2 separate regions of the Homo sapiens genome follow, and region 2 is linked to region 1. Evidence: chromatin loops called from intact Hi-C (ENCODE). Cell type or tissue: PC-3. All regions are shown on one strand. Each heading gives the region's core, and the rest is flanking DNA. Links, peaks and the distances in the headings are about the cores only.

Region 1 (2,921 bases), core at 217-2,716:
GGAACCCCAACTTGAAGCCAGTGGAGGCCTGGACTTGCAACTGGTGTCTAAGTGAGGAGGGAAATCTTAGGGACTGAGCCCCCAACATATAGAATCTGACACTATCTCCAGGTAGGTAATGTCAGAATTAAATCAGAAGATACCCAACTGGTGTCCAATATTTGGTGTGCTGGGGGAAGAACCCCCACATTTGGTCACAGAAATCTTGTGTGTTGATGATTGGGGTGTGAGAGCAGAGGAAACACTAATATTAAGATAGAATTCAGTTTATTTAATGATCTCTTGTAATGTGTATTAAGGGGTATTATTCTACCACCAGACGCACTGAAAGTAATTTTTTGTTATCACTTCTTATTGGATGTTGAAATGGCAAGGTGCAGTGACTCACACTTGTAATCCCAGTGCTTTGCGAGGCCAAGACAGAAGGATCCCTTGAGCCCAGGCGTTCTTTGTTGTCTGGACAACAAAATGAGAACCATCTCTATTAAAAAATATATATATACAAAAATTAACCAGGTGTGGTGGTGTGTACCTGAAGTCCCAGCTACTTGGGAGGCTGAAATGGGAGGATCGCTTGAGCCCAGGAGGTTGAAGCTTGCAGTAAGCCAGGGTCTCCAGCCTGGGTGACAGAGCAAGACCTTGTCTCTGAAAAAAAAAAAAACAAGGAAAGAAAGATTAGCTGGGCATGATGGTGCACACCTGCAGTCCCAGCTACTTGGGAGGCTGAGGCAGCAGAATTGCTTGAACCTGGGAGGCAGAGGTTGCAGTGAGCCAAGATCACACTACTGTACCCCAGGCTGGGAGACAGAGTGAGACTCCATCTCAAAAATAAAACCAGAAATAAAAAAAGAAAGAAATATTTTTAAAAAGTCATACTGCTAAGAATAATAGGTTTTCATTTAGTTCATCAATAGAATTCCAATGACCTTAAATGACAACATTGCAAATATTTTCCACGTAGGCACGGAAGACATATGCTTGTGAGACAAAGGTGTCTCTGAAACTATGGATGGTACAAGAACTTCACTTGACATTGAAGAGTACTCGGATACTGAGGTACAGAAAAACCAAGTACTAACTCTGGAAGAATGGCAAGACAAGTGGGTGAACGGCAAGACTGCTTTTCATCAGGAACAAGGACATCAGTAAGAAATATTTGGTATACAATAGAGAAATGTTCTATCAAAAAGTGACTTTGAGATAGAAATAATAAAAGTACACATTATTTGACTAACTTTTAGGATGCACATTTAATTCTTCACATTTTTGTGTCTCCCGAGTCACAGTGCATCTGTGGCATGATGTAGTTTAATTGGCAGAGTCTTTTCTTCCCACAGTGTGTAAATAATGGTGTGGCTTACAAATGATGACATCTTAGATTTATAAAATATGTTCTTTGATCCCTACGGCACCTATGTATTGGCCCTGAATATTTATACCTACAACAGGTGCTCAAGCAATGTTTATGCTTACAATTCTTCATACTGAAAATCAGTGGTGTCTGACTTTGCTTTCCAATAGGATGTGTTCAGATGTTAAAGAATTATCTCTATGGTGGGAGAAAAGAAGTTGCGAGAAATTATAAAGTGAGTTAGGATGTTGTGCAATGTAGTAGTAGTCTTCATAGCAGCAATAAATCATGGGACCAGTGCTGAGTAAAGTGGTTGTTAGAGACATTCCTTGTTCTGGGCAGCCACGCCCATCTCCCCAGGAGATGACATCATCATCATCATCATCATCATACCAGAAACACTGGGTTATTTCTGTCATGTGGATGGCCTTAGAAGAGCCACATCTCCACAGAGGGAATTACAAGAAACTACAGGAGTTACACTTCTCAGGTTTACTTCCGAGGCTTGAGTACACGTTTAGAGAACGTACCATGAAATTAATGTTGAAAAATCCATGGCTCCAGAGGCTCCATCACCCCCAAAATAGTACATATTTAGAGAATTAATAAAGAATTTTCAAAACATCCCCAAGAAAAAAAAATTATTTTTAATTACTAATCAGGAAAGCCCTGGGTGTAAGTCAGATTTACCACTGACTGGGTGTGTGTCTGAGCAAGTTACCTGTTTCTTCATATGTAAGCTGGAGATTATAATAATTAATAGTAACTGCTTATTAAGGTTGTTGGGAATATTAAGTGAGATAATGAATGAAAAGTGTTCACCTACCATACAATTGTCCTAAAACCTTTTTTTTTTTCCTCTTCAGGCTATTAAAGAAGCATTTAGATACTTTCCTTAAAGGCAAGAGTGGACTGAGGGTATTTTTTCCTCTTTGCGGAAAAGCGGTTGAGATGAAATGGTATGAGCAGATAAACATTAACAGAATTATCTTGCCTTAATGATGAATTCTTTGGGTGATTTAACAGGATGTGAGTTTTAAAACTCCATTTTCAGGAAATACACAGAAATTCCTTATTTTTCTATTAGTGATGGGTATATAATTGGAAATAATATTCTCAAACAGTAAGAAACAACAGAAACAGGTATGAAGTCTTTCTGGATTGAGTTTTGAAATTAAAAAATCAGTTTGGAGCCAATGGGGGGAGAAAAAACAGCCTTCCCTTTTACATTTCCTGGATCCTTGTATGTGGTTCAGTTTTTGTAGGTGGTTTAGGAATTTAGCTAAGTTAATTTTTAGATATTTGAAATGGTGGTGGACAGAGAAATTCAAAATGAATTACAGCTTTTTGGCAGGACAATGTTCATAGTCCACAGTTCAGCTCAACCTTCCCCTCCCACCAGGGAACACAGGAGTTTCTGTTATCGTGAATCATTGTTATAAAACCAGTGATTAAGAAAGTATTTCTTGTGAGTAATTCTCTACAAAGAGAATTCACTTTAACAAGCCACTTTTACTATGAGTTACCCTAAAGTCACCTCGACATCATTCTCTATACTGAACTCTCTTGT
Region 2 (2,921 bases), core at 113-2,612, 160 kb before region 1:
CAGTGGCTCACGCCTGTAATCCCAGCACTTGGGGAGGCCAAGGCGGGCAGATCATGAGGTCAGGAGTTCGAGACTAGCCTGGCCAACATGGTGAAACCCTGTCTCTACTAAAAATACAAAAATTAGCCAGGCATGGTGGCACATGCCTGTAATCCTAGCTACGTGGGAGGCTGAGGCAGAAGAATTGCTTGAACCCAGGAGGCAGAGATTGCAGTGAGTTGAGATTGCGCCACTGCACTCCAGCCTGGGTGACAGAGTGAGACTCTGTCTGAAAAGAAAAAGGAAAAGAAAAGGAAAAGGAAAAGGAAAGAAAAAGAAAAAATAAAATAAAATGATGAACAGGATTTAAAACTCTTCAATAAATACAGTGAATAATAAAACACACATTAGTTTCAAATTTGAGCTGTATGGAAGGGGGATGAGTGTGATAAAGGGGGGAAAAGCAATGATACATATGTGTTAACTGAAGCAAAAGCTACAAAAGATCAAGTATATCGTCTGGGTGCAGTGGTTCACGCCTGTAATCCCAGCACTTTGGGAGGCCGAGACAGGTGGATCATGAGGTCAGGAGTTCAAGACCAGCCTGACCAATATGGTGAAACCCCATCTTTACTAAAAATGCAAAAATTAGCCGTGCATGGTGGTGCATGTCTGTAATCCCAGCTACTCAGGAGGCTGAGGCAGGAGAATCGCTTGAACCCAGGAGGCAGAGGTTGCAGTGAGTTGACGTCCCGCCACTACATTCCAGCCTGGGCAACAGAGCGAGACTCCGCCTCAAAAAAAAAAAAAGTACAATAATTATAGACTGTGGTTGTGGCTGTTTAAGAAACAAAGGGCTTAGACAATGGGAAGAGAGTACTACATGTAGCATGGTCAGAGAAAGCTTGTCTAAAGAAATAGTTAAGCTAAACTCCCCAAGAATCACAGTGAATCCTATAAAGAACCACAGAGAAACAGCCCTACTGCAGGTATACCTTGGTGACTTCAAGCTGCTCAGTGTTGCTGGAATTCAGGAAGAGGTGGAATGGAAACAGAGGGTTGGAGGTGGTTGGAGAGATAGGCAAGTGCCAAATCCCTTGGGGACCTGAAAGCCAATGATAAGGAATTTGCATAATCTCAATACAAGGAAAGCCATGAAAAGATTTTAAGCAGGGGAGAGAAGTCATGGGATTTACACTTTAACTTGATCACTCTCACTGCCCAGTGGATTCAAGAGAGAGAAAAGGTTAGAAGGTAGTCTTTGTCTTCACTGTCATTGTCATTCACTCCCTCCTCCTGCCACTTTCACCCCTGCATTGCTGACCACCAAAATCCCTGCAGCATTATATGCTACCCACAGGACAACATTGCACCTCCGCAAACGCCTAATAATCCCTGTTCATTCAGCTCCCAAATTCCTGCAACCTTTTACCCCAAAGCCATGAACCCATCCCAACCTTCTTACTAGGCATCCTGCCACACAGACCTCTTGTTCTATAGCTCGCATCAGCCTCTTCTGGGAGGATAACCCCAGTTCCTCCACTATGACCATCTCTTTTATCCCTCTACTGACCTCCTAGTTCAAACTCATGCCACCTTCTGTGTTCTTGGAACTAGATGTCATAGTGTTTTCTTTGCAAACAATTTGAATTCATGACACTATAAAATGCCTCATGTTGAAAGGAAATTTAGAGATATTCTGGTTTAACCTGGAGGTTTTTATGACAAAGAAACAGGCCTGGTATGGTTAGAAGATTTTTCTGAGGTCTCTGAGGTTAGGGAGTAGCAAAGCAGTACTAAACTCTGGGCCTCTGACTTCCTAGTTGCTGTTCCTTGCATGATTTTAAAGCAATTTTTAAAAACACTGCGGAGTGAGGGTGCTTCATGTTTTCTTTCTTTTCTTTTTTTTTTTTTTTTTTTTGAGACAGAGTCTCACTCTGTCCCCCAGGCTGGAGTGCAGTGGCACGATCTCGGCTCCCTGCAAGCTCCGCCTCTCGGGTTCACGCCATTCTCCTGCCTCAGCCTCCCGAATGGCTGGGACTACAGGTACCCGCCACCACACCCGGCTAATTTTTTGTATTTTTAGCAGAGACGAGGTTTCACTGTGTTAGCCAGGATGGTCTTGATCTCCTGACCTTGTGATCCATCCACCTCGGCCTCCCAAAGTGCTGGGATTACAGGTGTGAGCCACCGTGCCCGGCCGGCTTCATGTTTTATAAAACACTTCAACACATGCCATCTCGTAGAATCATGGCAGCCCCCAAGTAATAGATATAAATTGAAGCTGAGAAAGATAAAGTGCTGAGAGAGCTGCTAAGCCAGGACTTAGACTCAGGTCTTGTGGCTCCAAGTCCTGCAGAAACTACAAAAACTTTCCTATTGTCAGAAGAAGTTAGTCCTGGGCATCAAAATTAGAGGTTTCCTATTTCCACTCATTATTATTGGTTAATGATGCCTTTGTGTATATTAGTTTTACATTCCTCTGAAGATCAGATTTTTTTACAGCCCTATCAAGCTCTATTTGCCCATGTAATTATTGCTATTTTTCCTTTTTATTTTTTTAACTGACACATAATTGTACAGATTTGTGGGGTGTACAGTGATTTTTGATTATAAATTCAATTGATTGATTGAATTTATATAAATTGATTGATTATAAATTATCAATTTATAATTTTATAATGATCAATTCAGGGTAATTAGTATATTCACCTCAAACATTTATCATTTTTTTGTGTTGGAAATATTCAAAATCCTCTCTTCTAGCTGTTTTATTTTTATTTTATTTATTTATTTATTTTACTTTTTTTGAGATGGAGTCTCACTCTGTCACCCAGGCTGGAATGCAGTAGTGCGATCTTGGCTCACTGCAATCCCTGTCTCCTGGGTTCAAGTAATTCTCATGCCTTAGCCTCCGAAGTAGCTGGGATTACAAGCACCCA

What was found. A loop is a pair of places that touch in the nucleus more often than their neighbours do. Peaks named below come from ENCODE experiments on the same cell type or tissue, not always from the same donor. Only the 100,000 strongest peaks of a DNase experiment are listed, where the experiment ranks them.
Region 2: it touches region 1 in a loop (4-fold over the local background); 7 of 110 quality-filtered maps call a loop at or near these places.

What each region holds. Positions count from the first base shown.
Region 1 is chr6:18,147,212-18,150,132 of GRCh38, reverse strand. It overlaps TPMT (thiopurine S-methyltransferase), which reads left to right. Exons shown (of 9, transcript NM_000367.5): 2 at 962-1,145; 3 at 2,218-2,310. The coding sequence starts at 1,006. Among named protein-coding and RNA genes, the nearest start is that of TPMT, 6.4 kb to the left of the region's middle. RefSeq lists an enhancer at 2,214-2,921. In PC-3, for the core only: no CTCF peak of the experiment used is centred there; a DNase peak (open chromatin) is centred at 1,692; H3K4me3 peaks cover 617 bases; H3K27ac peaks cover 2,185 bases.
Region 2 is chr6:18,310,720-18,313,640 of GRCh38, reverse strand. No RefSeq gene overlaps it. Among named protein-coding and RNA genes, the nearest start is that of DEK, 48 kb to the right of the region's middle. RefSeq lists a silencer at 3-176. In PC-3, for the core only: no CTCF peak of the experiment used is centred there; no DNase peak of the experiment used is centred there.